2 separate regions of the Homo sapiens genome follow, and region 2 is linked to region 1. Evidence: read pairs that join two places in POLR2A ChIA-PET (ENCODE). Cell type or tissue: Caco-2. All regions are shown on one strand. Links, peaks and the distances in the headings refer to the core of each region. The heading gives the core; the rest is flanking DNA.

Evidence for each region. ChIA-PET counts read pairs that join two places held together with the same protein. Peaks named below come from ENCODE experiments on the same cell type or tissue, not always from the same donor. Only the 100,000 strongest peaks of a DNase experiment are listed, where the experiment ranks them.
Region 2: POLR2A ChIA-PET joins it to region 1 with 11 read pairs; 9 of 35 experiments call an interaction of 5 or more read pairs at or near these places.

Annotation. Positions count from the first base shown.
Region 1 is chr22:49,945,369-49,955,254 of GRCh38, forward strand. No RefSeq gene overlaps it. Among named protein-coding and RNA genes, the nearest start is that of PIM3, 10 kb to the right of the region's middle. RefSeq lists enhancers at 1,453-2,040, 4,973-5,560, 5,561-6,146, 7,907-8,492. In Caco-2, for the core only: no CTCF peak of the experiment used is centred there; DNase peaks (open chromatin) are centred at 3,843, 6,033, 6,739, 7,153 and 1 weaker place.
Region 2 is chr22:50,009,842-50,019,727 of GRCh38, forward strand. It overlaps IL17REL (interleukin 17 receptor E like), which reads right to left and starts at 2,924. Exons shown (of 15, transcript NM_001371417.1): 1 at 2,704-2,924. The coding sequence starts at 2,805. It overlaps TTLL8 (tubulin tyrosine ligase like 8), which reads right to left. Exons shown (of 14, transcript NM_001350317.3): 14 at 8,734-8,950. The coding sequence ends at 8,943. RefSeq lists silencers at 915-1,234, 1,245-1,294 and enhancers at 2,809-3,409, 7,460-7,519. In Caco-2, for the core only: no CTCF peak of the experiment used is centred there; a DNase peak (open chromatin) is centred at 2,950; H3K4me3 peaks cover 512 bases.

The sequences.
Region 1 (9,886 bases), core at 1,350-9,349:
AACTCTGCCCCTTTACAGTGTCACTGCTCACCAGTCCCCCCAGGAAACTCTGCCCCTTTACAGTGTCACTGCTCACCAGGTCCCCCAGGAAACTCCGCCCCTTTACAGTGTCGCTGCTCACCAGCCCCCCCCAGGAAACTCCGCCCCTTTACAGTATTGCTGCTCACCAGCCCCCCAGGAAACTCCGCCCCTTTACAGTGTCGCTGCTCACCAGCCCCCCCAGGAAACTCCGCCCCTTTACAGTGTTGCTGCTCACCAGTCCCCCCCAGGAAACTCCGCCCCTTTACAGTGTCGCTGCTCACCAGCCCCCCAGGAAACTCCGCCCCTTTACAGTGTCACTGCTCACCAGCCCCCCAGGAAACTCCGCCCCTTTTGGGGCCAGAGATGCTGTGAGAAGTGGCCTTTTATTATATAAAACTGTTTTATGCAGAATTTAAGATGTACATGTGACCCCTGAGATTAAACCACAGCCCCAAACAGCTCCCTGATTTTAGCCTTGTAGGAGACCCTGGGGCAGAGGGAAACTGCTAAACCAGACTTGGATTCCAGACCCACCTGGAAGTCATAAATGTGTGTTGTTTTAAGCCACTATAATTTGGAGTCGTTTGTGACACAGCAGAGCAACAGATTACCATCATGGTGTTGAAGGTAGAGCCAGCTGGGCTTGCTGGCTGACTCCAGGGCATTGGAGGACGCCAGAGCATTGACCTGAGCCCCTGGCAGGTGTGGCTGGCAGCATTGGGACAAGGACAACGAAGGCTGCAAGTCAAGAACTCTGCGCTGGGGCCAGGCGGCGGCTCACACCTGCAATCCCAGCACTGTGGGAGGCTGAGCCTGATGGATCACCTGAGGTCAGGTTTGAGTTCAGCCTGCCCAACATGGTGAAACCCCGTCTCTACTAAAAATACAAAAATTAGCCAGGCATTGTGGTGCATTCCTGTAATCCCAGCTACTCAGGAGGCTGAGGCAGGAGAATCACTTGAACCCGGGAGGTGGAGGTTGCAGTGAGCTGAGATCACACCACTGCACTCCAGCCTGGGCAAAAGAGTGAGACTCCATCACAAAAAAAAAAAGACTTTGGATAAATATGTGTTGTCCAACAACTTTGGATAACAGAAAACACCACAACAAGTTGAGAAATGGATTACAGAAAAAAGAACGAGCTTCGTACGTTAGCACCTATAATATCATTTCATCCTGCATTTTGAACAATGAACCCTGAATTCTCATGTGCGCTGGGCTCTGCAAATCATGTGGCTGCTCCCCATAGTCAGGAAGGAGAGTGGGACTCAGGGGAGGAGGCAGGATGAGCTGAGACCCAGGCTGCCTGTCCCTACCACTGACCAGGACAGCGTTCCAGCCTCCCCGTCTGCTCAGAATCTGCCCTGACCTGCTCCACACCCCCGCAGGCCCGCAGGGGAGGGCAGAACTAGAAGGGACCAGCGCATAGGGACCTGGGGGTGCTGGCACTGAGGTCTCTGGGCCTGGGATGCTGACCTTCCCGGAGCCCTGAGCTGGGCCAGGACGAGGTCTTCCCATCAGACTTGCCGCTGGCTAGGTGACCGGCCTGTCTCACAGATGAAAATATATTCTGAGGCCCAAAGGGGGCCCAGACCCTGACTTTGTGGCCCAGAGCCAGGTTCTCCCCATAACCAGCAGGCTTCTTTACCCACAGGCCACTGTCCACCCAAGCCCCGCAGGCAGGAACCCTTGGTATTGGGTGGCCCTGAGCTTGGGATTTGCCGCTGGCTGTGTGGCCCTTCGGAGCCAGTCCGGCACACCCGCAGGCACACACACATGCGCACTCGCATACAGCCACAGATTACACAGGCACCAGCTTCCCGGGAATCCATTTGTCATGCAAATGCCCCTCCTGGGGCCCCTTGCCTCCCCAGAGCTGTGTCTGTCCAGGGTGGGGCCCAGGTCCGTGGAGTCCTGCAGTTTCCTGGCCACAGCTATTGGCAACTGAGGGATGTCTCTCCAAAGAGGACCCAGATCCACGTCCAGGCTTGCCTGGGACCCGATCCCTGCCCAGTGCGGGGGCTGCAGCCTCAAGGCCCAGTCTGGCCACCGCCAAGTCCACTGGGAGCCAAGTGTGGGTTCATTCCCTCGTGGCTTCTGGTGCACCAGTGGGGTGGGGGGCCAGGCCTCTTTCCCTCCTTGGCTGCCTCAAAGCAAGAGGGAGGGACTCTCAGCCCTGTGCCCACCGACAGGCCCAGTCTCCATTCCTCCTAAAGCCCCTCTATGGCCCCCCAGCCCTTGGAGCTGAGCTTGTGAGAGCCGTCCCCTACAGGGTGGGCTCGGGAGGCAGAGCTGTGAGCCTGCTCCCCGCCCACCCAGAGCCCAGCTGGGGCAGACCCAGGCATCCAGGCCGGCAGGGTGAGCCTGTGCCCAGGTTGGGCAGCCCCCTATGCTGGGGGTGGCCAGGCTCTGGGCCTAAGTGCTGCCGGGAGACAGGGTGGCTGGGCTCTGGGATGCTGGCTGAGGGACACAGGCTCCCTCCTGTCCTCCGGGGCCAGTGGACCCTGGGGCAGCCCCCATGCCTGCTGTCCTGTCCCCACACAGCCTGTGAAGCAGGCTCCAGGCACACATGGGGGCCACGGGGGCAGGTGGTCCAGACGGCTCTCAAGGCAAAGCTGGGAACACTGTCCCATCCCTCTGGAACCCGCCCTGGTGAGGGGTGCAGGGGCCCTCAGTGGCCACCTTATAGGACCGGGCACCGGGCACTTCATGAGGCTGTCTGCTCGGCCACAGCAGCCCTGCTGATGGAAGCCAGCCCTGGGCCCACTGCAGCTGAGCCACCCAGGGGCCTGGCCACCCAGAGCTTCCCTGATAGGCTGCGCTGTGCCCGGAGCCCCCCAGTGACTGTCTCCTGCCCAGCCAGGTCCCAGACCCAGGGCAGCCTGCAGGACCCCAGGCCTCCACTCCCGCCACCTGAGTGTCTGTTCTGCATCTGCCCCGCCCCTGCCTACTGGCAGCCGCAGCCCTGGGCGGGCCTCAGCCGTCGGCTTTCTCAGGGTGTCTGGGTTGGGGCGGGCAGAGCTGCCCTCTGGGGGTTCCCGTGGTCCCCTAGAGGGTGGGCTCAGCGGCATCAGCTGCCAGAGAGGCTGACCGGCCCTCATGGCTCTTGACGGTATGTGCAAGAGTTTGCCTGGCGTGGTGGGGGGTGTTGCTGGCCAGGAACTTTCTTGCCATCGTCTTTCTTGGTGTCTGTCTCCCCTGGGTTCTCTGGACCCTGTCAAGCCTGTATGCTGAGGGTATGCTGTTACCAGGTGGCAAGGTGTCTCAGGCACTCCTTCAGGGTGAGCAGTCAGCTCCTGCTGCTGCCAGGGCAGAGGTGCAGAGAGCGGGGAGCAGCTGGTGGTGCCGGAACCCACAGCAAACCCCCCGCCCTCCAGCCCTGCCCCTGACACACCCCCGATGGCCTGGCGGAGCATCCCACCAGCCCAGCAAGAGGGCTCCTCTCCTCACCTGCCCAGGTCCCCTGGGGGAGGGGCCGTCCCTGTCCCCGCTGTCCCCCAGCCCTGGCCAGGGCTGTCCTCAGGGTGGGGAAGGCAGGCCCCCGCCACCCTCTCAGGGCCTCAGGCCTGGGGCAGGCCAGAGGGCTGGGTGAGGAGCCCTAGCAGGGCCCACCTGCAACTCCCACTGGCGCCCCAGAGAGACTCCGCACCTAGGAAGGGCCTCGGCAGGGACCAGAGCCAAGCCCTGCCCGCTTGGCCTCTGCCCCAACCCAGATGTACTGAGAAAGCCCAGGGCTGAGGCCCGTCTAGGGCTGCACCCGCCTGTGGACAAGGGCGGGGCAGATGCAGGACAGGCACTCAGGTGGTGGGAGTGGAGGCCTGGAGTCCTGCAGGCTGTCCTGGGCCTGGGGCGTGGCTGGGCAGGAGAGGAGTCGCCAGCAGGGCCGGGCAGAGTAAGCCGCTCTCCCTGACGGGGCTCCTTGGGTGGACTTGGTGGGGTTGCCAAGGGGGTGGCCAGGGCACGAGTGCCACACCCAGGCTGCAGCAGGGACAGCTCCACATGGAGGCCCATGGGCACTGGAACCCCTGGGCGCGTGCCCTGGCCTCGCAGCCACCCTCCCGGCTGGCCCCCACACCACGGCCGCGTCCCAGGACACGGTGTGCAGCTGGGAACAGGGCGTGTATTTGCTTAGGGCGCCCAGGAGCTGCGGCCTGTAGGACAAGGGCCCATTGTGTGCCCAGCTGCCCCACCCCCGGGCCTCTCCACGCCCCTCGAACCCCGTCCACACGGCCCCCCACACATGACACCCTCCGCCAACCCTGCTACCCAGCCCTCTTGGCCTGTGCCCCCACCCTGCTCCTCCACCATCGCCCCTGCCTGCGTCCCCGCAGCCAGTCCTCCATGTTTCCTCACTTCCCACCCTGACACCCCTCCACCCACCAGGACCCAGGTTCTCCGAGCAGAGGATCAGATTTCCGGCATTGCTGCCCGGGCTCCACGCATCCGGGCCTCGCTCACGGGTCTCTCTATACACGGGTCTCCACTATACAGAAGGCCGATCAGTGGCCCCTGCCCCTGGAGCAGAGCCCCTCAACCGGCAGGGACACAGGCTTCCCACTGGAGGGGCCCTGGGGAGAAGTCCTTGGCTGGAGAGGGGGGTGGGCCGTCAGAAACTCCCCAGGCGGGTCCAGCATGCTGGGGGGCAGCACAGGCCCAGGGCTGGGACCCTCTGCAGTGTGGGTCTCGCAGTGTCCCCCCGCTGGCCAGAGGTGAGGCCTCAGGTGTGGCGGGCACAGGCCATGAGAGCCGCACCTGCCCGAGGGCCCTGGCTGTTGGACTTTCCACTCTAGAGGGGCTCAGGGGAGGCTCTGACACCAAGGGAGCTGGACCTCCTGCACCGTCCTGGGGACCCAGGCCCTCAGGTCCGCCAGACAAGCCCGGCACAGCCACTGCAGGGCCTCATGTCAGGCACACCCCTCCCGCCCTGCAGTAGCACAGGGGGATTGGGGTCACCATCAACCACGGGGAAGCACAGAGGGGTGGGGGGATGTGGGGGACAGGGGGGTATAGCGGGGGGAGGCGGGCATGGGGCCTGGGCCAGGCTGTGTTATGGGGGAGCCGGTGCAGGGGGTGGGGCCTGGGCCAGGCTGTGTTGTTGGGGGTAGTAGGGGTGGGGCCTGGGCCGGGCTGTGTTTGGGGCTGTGGTGCCTGGGCAGGGCTGTGTTATAGGGGGGTGGGGGGGTGGGGGGCCTGAGTGGGGCTGTGTTTGTTGGCGCAGGGGGGTGTGGGGCCTGGGCTGGGCTGTGTTGTCAAGGGTACACTGGCTGATGAGGGAATTCTCTACCCAGCTAAGCAAGTAACTAGAAGGACCGGGCCCAGCCGCCTGCTGGAGCTGCCGGGGGTCCAGGGGCAGCCGCCCTGCCAGGCCTACTCTACGGCAACACGGAGCGTTTGCAGCAGCTTCTCCCAGGCCCTGTGGGCCGAGGGCTCAGGAGTCCAGGGCAGCGCAGGACGGGCACAGCTGGGGGCCCCTCATAGCCAGAAGGGCCCCTGGTGAGGCCAGGCAGAGGGCGGCTGCCTTTCCACAGTCCATTCGCCCACTCAGCCACATTTGGGGGTCTCTGCCCACCGGGCTCCACCCTCCTCCCACTCCCCACCCCAGCTATGACATCTTCTCGTGCCAGCCTCACAGGGGCCTTAGACTGGACGGCAGCGTTTGGCTCGCAAATGAGGAACCGAGGCTGGAGGTTACCGGGACAGGGGCGGGGAGGCTGGTGGGGGCTGAGGAAGGGTGTTGGGAGGCTAAGGTGGTGCAGAGGAAGGGGGTGGAAAGGCTAGTGGGGGACTGAGGATGGGGGCGTGGAGTCTGGGAGGCTGAGGCCAGGGGCGGAGATCTGGAGGGCTGAGGATGGGGGAAGGGAGCTGGGAGGCTGGCTGACTGAGGACGGGGGCGGGGAGGCTGGGGGGCTGAGGACAGCTTCCCGGCAGGCCTGGCTGCGTGGGCCCCTCCTCAGGCCCAGGGCCGGCCAGGTAAAACCAGCCTGACCGGGTGCTGCGTGTGAGCCTGCGTCTGTCTGCCTACTTGTCATGTGTGCTGTGGACCGCGGCCAGGAGGAGCTGCGTGCGTCACAGCAGTGCCCTGTGGCAGGAGGTTGGGCGGGGGCCACCTGCGCGAGGCCCACCTGCCCAGCCAGGGCGGGGAGCAGGTACCAGCAGCCAAGATTTCAGGGCTGGGCCCCAGGGGAGGGCAGGGCCAAGGCCCAGGCAGAGCCCCTCCACCTGTCTTCACAGGCCAGGATGCAGAGACGGGTATCTGGGCATCGAGTGGAGACCGAGAGAGGCAGGGAGGTCACCAGGCCCCATCAGGAGGCCAAATTTGGCCTGGGGCCTGGCCCTGAGTGGGCTAAGACTCAACTCCATACCTCCCACCCCTGGCTGTGCCCACCCACCTCAGCCCAAGGGTAGCTGACCAGTGCCCTCCAGAGCCCTGAAACCCTGGGGCAGGGCCAGTTGGAAGGGCCACCAACTCCCGCACACCTGTGGCTGGTTTCTGCCCAGATCTCACTGGAGGGATCCACGCCCAGGCAGGCTGCTGAGTCGCCTCTGCTGGGAGCTCAGGACCCAGGTGGGATTTCAGGACCGCAGGCCCTCCACTGAGGCCCGTGTGCCCCCACTCAGCCCAGCCCACCTCCCTCCCACCCACATCCTTCCAAGACTCAGCTCCTCCCAGTGCCCTAGGCCTGGCCAGTGGTAATGCTGAGGTGTGACCACAAGGCCCATTTCACAGCTAGGAAGGTGGGCTCAGGGTGGAGGCCCCACCGGGCCACAGACTCCATCGAGGTGCCTCTGATCTTGGGGCTAAGTCAGTGACCAGGAAAGAGAGGCCGCCCGACTGAGGTGTAAGGAGTGCCTGGGCCCCAGCAACTGTAGCCCTCACTCCTGCCACCGGCAGCCCGGCCTCAGCAGAGCTGACACAGAAGAGTGGGTTGCAGGCTGAGCTGGTCCTCCGGGGCCCAAACCAGGCCTGGCACCCACGACCCTGAAGAGTGGGACCCCAACCACCCCGACACCTAGTCGGGGCAGGGCAGCAGGGACGGGAGGGAGCTCTGGGCCACCGAAGGGGCCAGGGCGCTGGATGGGGAATTTCCTGGAGGTGGAGGAGCCCAGCAAGGGTAAAAGTGCAGAATTCTTTCCATTCTTTGCATTTCTCTGAGATGATTCTGCAGAGTGTGTTGCCTGGAAGACCCGTGGTGTCTGTGTGTGTGTGTGTGTGTGCACGCGTGTGGTGCGTGTGCATGTGTGAACATGTGTGTGGTGTGTGTGCACGTGTGTGGTGTGTACTTGTGTGTGGTTGTGTGTGTGTGTGCACGCAGCCTGCCCCTGGTGCCTCATCCCCCCCTTCCCCCTGGGAGCGGCCCCGCTGTGCTGGCAGTTCGGCCCCCACAGGTCTGCACTGGTGAACCCTCATGGTCCCTCAGGGAGCCCGGGAGAGGTGAGGAGGACCTGGATAGGGCCCAGGCCCAGATGCCTGCAGGGGAGAAAGCTCCACACAAGGGGTTTGTGAGGCCTTGCCCCAGCCCCAACGAGATTCAGGTGCCCAGCTGTGGGATATGGGGACAGGCAGGTGACGGCCCGGCTCTCAGGCTCCCCATCTGGACGATGGATGGACACGCGTAAGCAAGACCCTGAGGCCCTGTCCCTCAGCTTCCCCAGGCAGGGCCGAAGTGCCCTCCTCCTGAGGGCTGGGAGGCCACAGCGCCCAGTGGGAGGAGGGGGCTGGGCACAGTGGGGCTGGCTCCAGAGCAGAGGGAAGGAGCCGCGGGAGCTACACCCCCTGGCGAGGGGTGGTGTGAAGGTGCCTTTGGAGGCACCTGCCTGGCACGTATGGCTGGCTGCATGCACACACCCCCACGCTCACCTGGGACAGGTGTGCACACAAGCACTTGCTCCCTGAGCCCCGACCTAGACTGACCCTCTGCCGGGACTGCCCGGATGCCCTCCAGGCCAGACTGAGTCCTTCTCAGCTCCTCGGCCCTGGGTCACCTACAGCACTGCCATCGGCTTGGGGTGCAGCCAAGAGCGGACAGGGTGTTCAGGGATGAGCTGGGCAGGCGCTGGGGCCTCCCCATGTCAGAGGCCGCTTGGCTTCTGGGTACCTGCCCTCCTCTTCCCCTTCCTCTCCCCCACCCCCAAATGTCACTTCCCAGGAATAGGGAAGTGGACCTGAGGCCGGAAAACAACTTGGCCACTTCTTCCGAACATCACACTCCACCCAGGCTACTTCACGGCCCCACGTCTCGGGGGCTGGGGGGGACCCTGGACAGAGGTGGGGACAGGGCAGGGCCCCTGCCTGCCAGGCCTCAGCAGGTCCCTCTGGACTCTCCCAGCCTAGACCCAGGGGCAGCCCTGGGATCCGCCTCCTTCAGCCACTCTGGCACTCCTGTTCCCCCAACATGGTCAAGCAGGAAGGGCCTGGGAGGGCACAGCTCATGGGGGTTCCAGGAAGCAGCAGCGGGGCCGGGAAGGGCTGGCAGGCCGGGTCGCCACTCAGGGTGGCCAGACCCCCCTACCCACCGCAGGCCCTGGATGTTGACACAGACACACCCACAGGTGCCCCTTCCTGGGTTCGAGAGCCCCGTCCTCTGCTCCTGCTGCATCCTGGGGTCAAAATGCCCCCGGGGCCTCTTGGTAGCCACCCAGGCTGGCCCTGGGGACACTCCTAGGAACAGACCCAGGTCCTTCCGGAAAAGGCCGCAGGAGGAGAGTGTGGAAGGTCCCCGCAGAGCCACACAGGCACAGCCTGGAGGACATCACTTCCTGGGGCTCATCCAGCTGACTCGTCCCCAGCCCTGGTCCAGTGTCATGTCCAGGCGGTGGCTGCCAGGATCCAGCCCCTAAACACAGCCTGGGGGCCACTTCCAGCCGCCTGGAAAGGAAGAGACAGGCTTGGACTGGTGCCGTCCTTGCTCTTTCTCCGTGAGCAGAACTTTGGGCCACATAGGTCCTTTCTCGGAACCAATGACTGCCCCCACCAAACCCAGGTGTGGGGGACTCTCTCCCCTCCCCCAGGCCCATTTCTGGGCCATCTGAAGAGGACATCCCAAGGGCCTGGAGTGCCCACTTGCCAGCTCCAAGCTGTGTGGATTCTGCTCGGGTCTGGCAAGGAGGGGCCAGACAGAGCCCGGCCTGACGCTGTCACCTGTCCTGCCCTGAGCTGTCTGTGGGCAGAGCTCAAGCTCTGGCAGCAACACTCCAGTCTGAGTGCCCAGCTGGGCCAGCTGCCATTCACAGGCCTGACCTTCCCCCAAGTCCCCATGGCTGGGAAGGCGGCTGCCCCCTCTGACAGGAGTGGGGATCCAGGAGCCCCGGAGGTGCGTGCATCTCTGGGGTGGTGACGGCGTTCTGAGCCCATGCTCTGCAGGAATGTTTGCTGTGATCAGGCCCCCTGGGGGGTCTGAGCCCCTGGGACTCCATCTGCAGGTCCGGCTCCTCATGGCTGGACACTGGCTGGAGCAGTCCTTGGACCATCCTTGGAAGCTTCAGAAACTCTTCCAGGAAAGCGTTACTCCTGCTGCAGGCCCTGGGCTTCCGGCTTCTCAAAGCCCCCCTGGGTGGCTCCAAACTGTACAAGCCTGACTGGGGACCCCCGGCCTGGCTCTGGGTGGGAGAGAGCACCCCACTCTCACCTCTGCACATTCTGTGATCCCCCAACGCCCTCCTGACCTCCTCCGGGGAGCCCCTGGGTGAGACCCACGGGGGAGCTGGGCTCGGCGCGTGTGTGAGCCTGCAGCAGCCACACAGACACCCTGGAGGAGGGCCAGATCTGGCTTCTGGCTCCTGGGGAACCCCCACCACCACCTCTCCTGAGTCTCCTCCTCATCAGAATGCTGGGGACCAGAGCCAAATGGCTGGGGCCTATCCTGTC
Region 2 (9,886 bases), core at 673-8,672, 64 kb after region 1:
CCTCATCTCAACAGTTTCCCGTGCATCTGCAAAACCTGGGGAGCCACATGGGTGGCGGCAGTCAGTGACCCTCAGTCTGGTGTGGAATCGGCGGCAGTCAGTGACCCTCAGTCTGGTGTGGAATCGGCGGCAGTCAGTGACCCTCAGTCTGGTGTGGAATCACGTGCTACTAGTGAACTGTTTTCTGTTCCAGGGTCCAGCGCAGGACCCCACCCTGCAGATGGCCTCTGAGTCTTCGTTCTCACCCCACCGTCTCTACCCATTTGCCGACCACCCCAATAACTCCCCAGAGACTGCCGTGAGTGACCCTCCTCCGCCTGCCATGGCCACGAAACCCGCCGCCCGTGGGCGGAGTATACAGGCTGGACCCAGCGTCCTGATGGAAGCCCCGGCCTCGGCCCCTGGTGGGGAGCAGGGCCTCAAACGAGGGGCCGGCGGAGCTGACCCCAGGCTGCTGAGGGCTCCGCCCAGGCAAAAGGGGCCGGGCTCACCCGGGGCAGCCTCTGGGGAACGGGATCCGAGCAGGCCTCAGGTGGGCAGGCGAGGGCAGCCCAGACCAGCCCGGGCACAGAGGGAGCGGCGGAGGCAGCGTGGGGAGGCCCAGTGAGGCCGCCTGTGTGGAACTGCAGGGGGGCAGTGGCGTGGGTCCCCGGGCCTCCCTCCCGCCAGGTGCCCTGAAGCCCCTCTGGGCGCCCACTGTGGCCTGGACTCCCCGCATCCACCTTCAGGAGAGAAAGAATCCCCGCTGGGGGCTCGGAGGCCGGGGTGGGCTGGAGAGGCGAAGGGCGTCTGCTCTCTCTCCTGACTTCCTGGACTCTGAAGCCCACCCAGGGCTGGCCCCGTGGCCCGAGTGTCTGGGGCTGCAGGAGAAGCCGCTGTCGGGGGCGCGGAACGTCGCGCGGTTCTGCCCCGCCCCTGCCCCACGGCACGGGGAGCGGGACCCGGGCGCGCTGGGGGGAAGGTGGGGGGAGCGGGGGCGGGGGGGGGCTGAGCCCGGGCGCTGGGCGCCTCCCCCGCACGGGGTTTTCCGTCGTGCTTCTCGGGGCTTCCCAGCGGCCGGCGTCGGGGGGTGTGCAGGGAACCCCCAGGGCGGCTGCTCGCGGCCCCACCCCGCCCAAGCTCCCCTGCATGCGGCCCAGCCTCCCGCCGTCACCCGCGCGGGTCCCCCCCCAGGGCGCGGCTGTAGCCCCAGCCTCCCCTCCCTGGCTTCCCCCCGCGGGCAGGGGCTCCCGCGCCCCCTCGCAACCACCGCCCTGTCCAAGGCTGCCCAGGCAGCGCCCCTACACCCACCTCCAGCTTCCCGCTCCTCTTGTCACCCCTTGACCCCTCCTGCTCAACCCTCCCCACCCCATCTTCCATGAGACCCTCCCTCAGCCCCGCCAAACCCCTCCTCTCCTCTCCCCTCCAGCACTTCCCCTCCTTCCTGGCCTCTTCCACCCGCCTCAGCCCCTGCCCTTGCCCCTGCCCCTTTCCTTGGAGTACTGAGGGTTCAATCTTGGTCCCCACCCATTCCCCAGGATCACCTGGCCGTCCTAGCGTGGACAGCGCGGTCACACCTCGGACCGGGAGGCTGCCTGCATACCCCGCAGCCGCCTCAGCAAAGCTTTCCAGCTTGCACTTCAAGGCCGCCTCCCCCCATGTCTCCCAACTCAGGGACCATTTCCTCCCAGAGGCAAAAGTCGATTCTGAGGTCTCATCTCTCGCTTCTCCTTCCCCCTCCTAGCCAGGATCCCCAGGCCTGCCCCCTCCCTGTTTTCCATCTCCACTGCAGGGTGGCATCCGGTGGACACCCCTCCCACCTGAACCCGCCCATCTCCCCTGCTGCCACCGGTTCCCACGCATCCCAGCCTGCTTTCTTCCTTGTTCCACGAATGCCCTGTGGATCTGAGCCTGCCCATGGCACCCAGCACTCCAGCCCTTGCTGCTCCCCTCCCTGAGCTGAGCCCTCTGCTGGACCCGTCTCAGGCCCTGTGGAGCTGCTGGATGTCCCCGCAAGTGTCCCCTGAGGTGACCAGGCCACCACCCTAAAGGCACATCTTGCTAACTGCTGTCCCCATGCCAGGAACGGTGCACCCAGCAGGTCCTCAGTGAGTCCTCCCTTTCCGGGACACCTTCTGTGCCCTTTCCATGCCTGTGTCCCCACTGTGCCCGGCCAGCCTTGGGCACCGGGGCCCCTTCCTGGGATGCTGGGTACACTTCCTGCTGCAGGTGCTGATGAAGCGCCCTCTCCTGTAAGGCTGAGTGAGTGGGCTGTGCAGTGAGAGCCCTCCACCCCAACCCAGCCACCTCCACTGCCAACATCTCATTCTCAGCACGTTCTCCGAGTGTTTCCTTGGCAGGTGTCTACACAAGCCCAGGTGTTGCGGGCTCCCGATGGCTCAGAGCAGCCGAGCGGGGTGGGGTGGGAGCCCCGGATGGGCTTGCGGGCTGCCCTAGATTCTAACACAGCCTCCTTGGAGGTCACAGGTGGGTCCGAGGTGGGCTCACCCTGCCTTGAGCTTCCAGCAAACACTTCCCGGAGCAGCTCGGCAGGGTCAGGCCAGGTCTCCCATCCTTCTTTCACCAGCGCTGCCCTCGGACCCCCCAGGGCCCTGCAACCCCTCACCTGCTGATGTGCTGAGAGCGTCAGGCCAGACCCACCTGAGGAGAAACCAGGGCCTTATCTGCCACAGTGTAGGGGCCTAGGAGGAGGCAGGAGCTTACCTGAGAACAGGAGAGGCCACATTCTGTAATCCGGGGGATGGCCAGGCTCTGGAAAGTGCCCCAGGTCAGGCCCAAGAACGCGAGTGCTTGCCCAGCCAGCATCTGGCTGTGCAGTGAGAGCTCCCACTGGTAAGCGTGGATGTGAGTGGGGCAAGTTTGCAGGATGCCCTGTGGCAGCGGCTCCAGGCTGACCCTGCAGCTCCAGCCCCAAAGACAAACAGAGGGTGGAGGCTGCTCTTCACAGCTGGAGCGAGCGAGACACTCCCCCTCCCGGCAAAACAGGGCTCGCTTCACAGACAGCAGCCCGGGAGACTTTCCACCGCCTGGGGCCAGAAGACTGTGGCCAGACACTTGTGGAGTTTCTAGGTTTCCAAAGGAAGCATCCAGAAACCTTGGGGCCTTTGGGGTCCGAGGACACCCTAATGGGGTTCCCCACAGGGCGGCCACTGGTGCAGAGATGGCTCCAGGCCGGCGGGATAGGCTGCCGCCGGCGTGCACCTCCCTCAGGCATGCATGAGGCCAGGAGGGTAGACAAGGGCCCTGGAAAGCTGGCTGGGCTGGCAGAGGGGTGGAATCTGTCCTGGGCACTCATACCCCAGAGCCCCTGGCTTCAGCCCCAGCCCCTAAGGGGAGCCCTCTCCTAAGACCTGAGATTCCACCCAAGTCCCTGGCCTCCACCTCCCCTCAAGATGCAAAAGGCCACCTCCCCTGTGTGGTCCTCCCTATGAGCCCCCCCCCACTCCGGAGGGCACCCCCCGAGGCTGGGAACTCTGGGGCCCAGCCTCTGCTCAGGGAGCCGTTCTGTGTCATCTTCTTATTTGGAGCATCAAATGCATAGGAAAGTTTCTGGGCAGAAGCTTACTGCTTCCCATTTGCCTCCAGCCAGGGCAGGGGGTTGGAGAGAACCAGGGTGCAGTTCTTGGGTCCTCCTGGCTCCTCCCTTCCTGGACAGGCACAGAGGCTTCTGCACCTGCCTCAGGTTCTGGGAGGGCACTGCCCCACGTGTGTGTGTGTGTGTGTGTGTGTGTGTGTGTGTGTGTGTGTGTGTGTGTCTGTGTGTGTGTGGGGGGGGGATGGCGGGAGTTAATAGCTGGGGAGCCTGGGAGTGTCTAGCTGGGGTGTTCTGCCTGGAATACCCACAGGACACCCCAAGTGTGGAGGGCGGCACCACCCCCAGGCTGGGAGAGGCTGTGGGCCTCACACTGTGGGCTCGGGTAGTCAGGAGGGAGCTTGAGAAACAAGCTCTGGGGTTCGGTCCCAGGGGAGGGAAGGCGGCAGGGGCTGCTGTGACCGTGAAGTCCTCCCTCCCTCCCACCACCCCGCACTGCCCACCTCCCTGCCTCCTGGGCCAGCACCTCGACCCTGCCCCCGCCTGGCCTAGAGCCCTCCATGGGCTGGAACTTATGCACTCACTGCTGGGCAGAGTAGATGGGGCTGAGCCCGCCCCCTGCAGCAGCGTGCCTGTGGCCACAATGCCCTGGAGAGAGTGGCTAGTGCCAGCCTCCATGCCACGGCATGGTCAGCAGCAGGCAGGCACATTTGGGGGTGGCTCAGGACGGGCCACTGTCATCCCCTATCCCAGGCTGGCTGAGCTGTAAGACAGATACTCCAGCTGGGCCTCGCCCCTCAGCCTGGCCTCCAGCCCTCCTTATACCAGGGGACGATGGGGGCTGCTGTACTGTGGCAGGGGTGTCCCAGACGATGTCCATGGGCACGGCCAGCAGGATCATTGGGAAAGGACAAATGTCCCTCCCCCATGGGCCCACTCACACCCAAACCTCTCTCCAGGCCTCTCTGGGACAGGCCCCCACCACGACACACCCGTTGCCTGAAGGCGCCATCCCAGCGTGCCGTGACGCAGGCAGGGGCTGCAGGTGGCCAGTAGTCGGTGATCTCGTGTAGGGACGGCCCACGGGGTGTGGCTGGTGCTGGTTCCAAGGCCCAGGGAAGGACAGTGGGGCCGGCCTCTGCCCTCTGCCCCAGGCCCCCGGCCACCCTCTCCAGCCTGAGGTCAGAGGGCTCCAGCCCTGTCTCTGAGGGCTGGGGGATTGGCCCTGCTCAGTATCCATGAAGAGCCAGGCCACGGGCTCCTGGGCGGGCCCCGGCCACCGAGATCACCCACCGCAGCTGGGCGAGGCCTGGGGTGGGGGTGGGGTCTTTCCAAGTCTGGGTCTCCAGGGCAGCACGGCCACACAGCCCAGTGACCATCGGTCGCCCAGAAGCCCAACGGTGAAGGGATCTGAGGGTCCAACCCCGGGGGCTCCCTCCGCGCCCGCGCTGGGCACCAGATGGGAGGAAACGGGGTGCGGAGACCCTGGGCGGCGCCGAGACTCGTCGGACGAACGCGGGAAGGAACGAACCAGCGTCCGCCCGGGACCCGGGCTGGAGCCTTCCCCAGAGCGGCTCGGAGGGTCCGGAGCGGGTGCGGGGGTGCTGGGCACGAGGTTCCCAAGAAAACCACGGCGAGGACGCGGGTTCACCACAACAGCGCTGTGTTCTCGGCCTCAGCTCCGCGCAGGTTTCCACGGAGACGCGCGTGGCTCCGGGTCGTCGTCCTGGTCCCCGCGCCGGTCCCGACTCACGGGGTCCGCGGGCTGCAGCTCCGCCCGCCGAGCCGCACGAAGGACGCGCCCTGCAGGACCGCGGCGCAGAACGAGCGGCAGCGCTTGCAGGGCCCGGCGGGTGGCAGCAGCCCGCGGCACACGAGGCAGGGCGGCGCTCGGGGGTCCCTCGGCAGCCCTGGGGAGGGAGGGGCGCTGAGACCGCGTGCGCCGGCCCCACATTCCCCGGCCGCGCCTCCCTCCACCCCGACAGCACTCGCCCGCCCCGGCGCGCCCCGGGACTCCCCACCCCCTACAGCGCCTTCCTCCACCTGCAGTCGCGTCCCCGGGCCCCGCCCACCCCGCCCCCCGCCACCGCTCCTCCAGCCCACTGACCTTCCCACACCCCCCGGGAACCCTGGACTGCGTCCACAGACCCTGAGCCCACAGATCCCTGAAACCTCGCCCCTGTCCTCTCCTACCCCAGCCCACCCCCGACCGCGCCCCAGGCCCCCTGACTGTGCCTAGCGCCCCTTGACCTCGACCCCAGGTCCCCGGACCGCACCCACCCGTCCCTCAATCCACACCCACCAACAGGCGACGCCCGCGCCCCTCAAGGCCACGCCCCCAGGCAGGCCCCCCAGGGTCACCCTTATCACCTGCAAGACCAGCCCCAGGTGGCTCCCAACTCGCTCCTGCATGGAGCCCACCTGCTTCCCCCAGCTTTCGGAAAACCAAGACCTCCACTCAAACGCAGGGGGGCGGGGGTAGGGTGTCGTCCCTCTGGGATGAAGGCTCTGCGGATGGGAGGTCCCCTTCCCCACCCCCCTCACCCTCCCTAACGCCCCTCCACCTGGCCCCCCACCCCAGAGGGGCAGTCCAGCTCTGCCTCTAGCTTGTCAGCCTCTCTCAGCCCTCCTCCAGGTGAGTCCTGCCTAGAAGGACCCAACCGGCCAGGAGATTTGGAGAAGAGCAGCCCCCACCCCAACTCGTCCTGCCCTGCTGTGCCTGGGCTCAGGTTCAGATGCCTGGTGCTGAGGACCCATCCCCACTGGGCCAGGACCAAGTGGGTGGTGGGTTCAGGACGGTGCCTGCAGGCGAGGGCCAGCAGCATGCTGGGCCAGCCACAGAGTCCCAGGATGGGTCAGCAGCTGGAGGGGTCAGGAGGGAGGTGGGAGTGTTAAGACTGGGGGTGCTCCAGGAGCCACCGAGTCCCCACAAGAGGCTGCACCCAGTGCAGGCCATCTGGACACACTGGCACCTTCGAAGTGGGCCTGGGCTGGGGCTCCTGGTGGAGCTAGAAGACCTGCTACCCACAACCTGTGGTCAGACCTCACCAGGGCCCATGGGCAGTTCTGATGCCAGGAGCTGCCGGAGGAAGCACACCCCAGGCCCACCATCCCACGTGGTGCCCGTGGTCTGGCAGGCGGCCACGTGGTGCCCGTGGTGTGGCAGGCGGCTGCAGACCGTGCCCTCTCCTGCATGGACTCAAAGGTGGCAGCCGTGATGGGTGAGAGCAGGTAGCTGCCGTCCACCGCAGGGCTGGCCACTCAGCAAGGCCACCCCCTGCATGGGAGCTGCTGCGTTTTGAGAACTTTCACGCAGTTCCTCGGAGCGTCACAGGATAGGCAAGGCTGGCAGGTGTGACCACCATGTGTCCCTTTCATCCGAGAGGCTGGGGCCTTGGCCTGGCTCTCACTGGCCTCCAACCGCTGTCCTTGCCCTGGGGCTGTCCCGGGTCCCTGGCCAGCCCTTCTCAGTGGGGTGAGCCTGTGCCAAGCCCCGTCCCCCATGTACTGGGGCTGGTGAGTCAAACTTCAGGTTGCCCAGGCCAGGAAGGACTAGGGGAAGGCCAGCCTGCACACTTGCTGCAGCTATAGCTGGTGGGGGAGGGACAGAAGGAGCCCCAGGGTGGGGTAGGGATGTGGGGTGAAGAGGGGACTCCCTGGTTTTCCTAGCCGCCAGGGCTGTAGGTTCCCAAGCAGCCACAGCCCAGCCCAGAAGTGCAGGCACCACCCTGCTGGGGCACCCACCGCCCACGGCAAACTCCGAGCCCCAGGCTGAGTCACTCTTCCTGGGGGGCTGGGTGGGGAGAGCCCCCAGTGCCTATGCAAAGCAGTCCTTGGCTTCCGGGAACCTCGGAAGGGCTGGGCCAGCTTGGCCCATAGGACAGGCCAGGGCCCACGTGGCACAAGCAGGGCATGAGCAGCAGGAAGAACGAGGTGGGAACAGCTCCCACTCCCCAGGGCTCTCATCCCAGCGGAGAGACGCACGGAGGCCGGGCACAGGACTGGGAGGTCAAATCTGCCAGGGTGGCCCAGCGCAGCAGGCCAGGTAGCACTGCGGGGCAGGGCCTTGTCCCCCAGGCACCCAGGGCCTGATGGGACCCACCGGGGTGCCCAGAAAGTGTGTGTCCAGTAAGTCGGGGCAGAGGCTGGGCCCACCCTAAGTGAAGGAGGAGGGGACGTGGTGTCTGCGGCTCTCCGTGTGTCTGTGCGTGATTAATGGAGCATGCATGAGCTAACCGAGCAGCTGGTGTGGGGCCTGGACCCTGCTGAGGGAGGGGAGGCCCAAGGCCTGGGCCCCAACCCTGTATGGAGGCCAGGGCTGGGGTGAGACTCATTGTGGGGTGTCAGCAGGCTCCGGGGAGCCACTAAAGCCCATGGGGTGCACTCAGTACCTGGGAGTCTGGGACCCAGACCAGCCCTTCCAGGGAAAACCACCAAATAAGGGCATAAGATAGGAAAAGCATCACAAAAACAAGCAAAAGCAGCAGGCAAGACGGTAAAGGAGGACCAGGTCCAGGCCAGGGAAGGTGAGTGAGCCCAAGGAGAGGGCGCTCTGAAAGGTGCCCGGCCCCGAAGCTCCTCCCTCTGAGACTTTGCCACCAGGGCCACCTGGAGCTCTGGGTCCCAAGGCCCTGGAGTGTGGGGACAGAAGACACCCCATGCCCCCAACAATATGCAGCCCCAAACAGCTGGGTGCAAGGGTGAATCAAAAACAGCAGGGTATGGTGCACACCTGTGGTCCCAGCTACTCAGGAGGCTGAAGTAGGAGGATCGCTTGAGCCTGAGAGTTGGAGGCTGCAGTTGGAGGCTGTGACTGCACCACTGCACTCCAGCCTGGGTGACAGAGTGAGATCCTGTCTCAGAAAAAAAAAAAAAGAAAGAAAAAAGATCAAATAATTTTATTAAAAAGTAGAACTTCTAAAAATGAAAACTTTAAGAAATTAAAACTTCAATGGGTTGATAGCATTCTGAAATGAGCTGGAAGACAGGCGAGGAGATATTTTTAGAATGCAGCACAGGCAGCTAAATAAATCAAACAAAGAAGTGGGAGACTAAAAGATACCGGGAGAGAGAGAAGGCTTAGCAAACATTTAGTTTGTATTCCAAAGGGAAAGAGACAGAACGGGGTGGAGGCAATATTTAAAGACATAATGGCTGAGAGAGTCCCATAATTGAATAATGACACCAGCGCACACATCAAAGACATTCAAATTCCAGGTTGAATAAGTAAAAATCAAACTGAACACTCAAAAGCTGGCAGATAGAACTGACAGCTCCCCTTGGAGAGTGATGGCTGACTCTGCTGATTTTCCCAGAGCCACAGCAAAGACAAGATGGTGGAAAGACGTATTCAATGTTCGGCGGGAGAGTGGCTGCAACCTGTACTCCTGCTGCAGAGAATCTGACGCTGTCATGAACCTGTGTGGAAAAGATATTGACAGACCAAAAGCTCATCCGAACGTCCCATCACTGGCACCTTCCTAAGGGACACTGTCTTGAGCAGAAAGAAAGTGGTTCAGAATGAACATGGTTGGAAGTCTGAGACTCAGGAAGAGTGAAGGGCAAAGAGGAATGTATGTAGTAAATCTAAAAACCACTGGCTGTGCAAGCGATGATGATAATCATGCCCAGTAGACTGTTAAAAACATTATTAAACAGGCTGACAGCAATAGCAGGAAGTCAGAAGGGAGCACGGGACTTCACATTTTCCAGGCTTCAAAGTCGATATATTGCCAGGTGGGTATAAGTGTGACTTCCTTCACTTTAGATTTTGATAAGTTTAACGTGCAATGAGTAATTTGTAGGCAGTGAGTAAAACACCAGAAACAGAGTCTGTAACCTCCAAACCAGAAGAAGGAAAAACCAAAATGAGAGAAGAAGCGTCAATGAAAACTAAGGCAAGAACAGAGAGAAAAAGGAACATAGAATAGATGAGATCAACAAAAGTTAAATGAAATCAAATGGTAGGTACTGTGGTCATCAGGCTCCAAGGCAGCCCCCAGTGATCCTCACCCCCAGGCAATCACGCATGTGTGCTCCCCTCCTGTCTGGATCAGGATTGAGGTGCATGGCCAGTAGAATATAGGGGCAGCAGGGGTATGTGATGTCTTGGGTGAGGTCATAAAGACCTCATGAATCTAGTGGTCTCTCTTGAATCACTCACTGGAGGAAGCCAGCTGCCATGTTGTGAGGACACTCAGCCCTGTGGAAGGTCCACGTGGGAGGGACTGATGGGGGGTGCACCATCAGGGAGGTGGGTCCCCAGCTCCAGGCAAACCTTCAGATGAGGCTGCCTCAGTTCACACCGGGACTGAGCTTCAGAAGCATCCCTGAAGCAGCACCATGCCGAGGAGC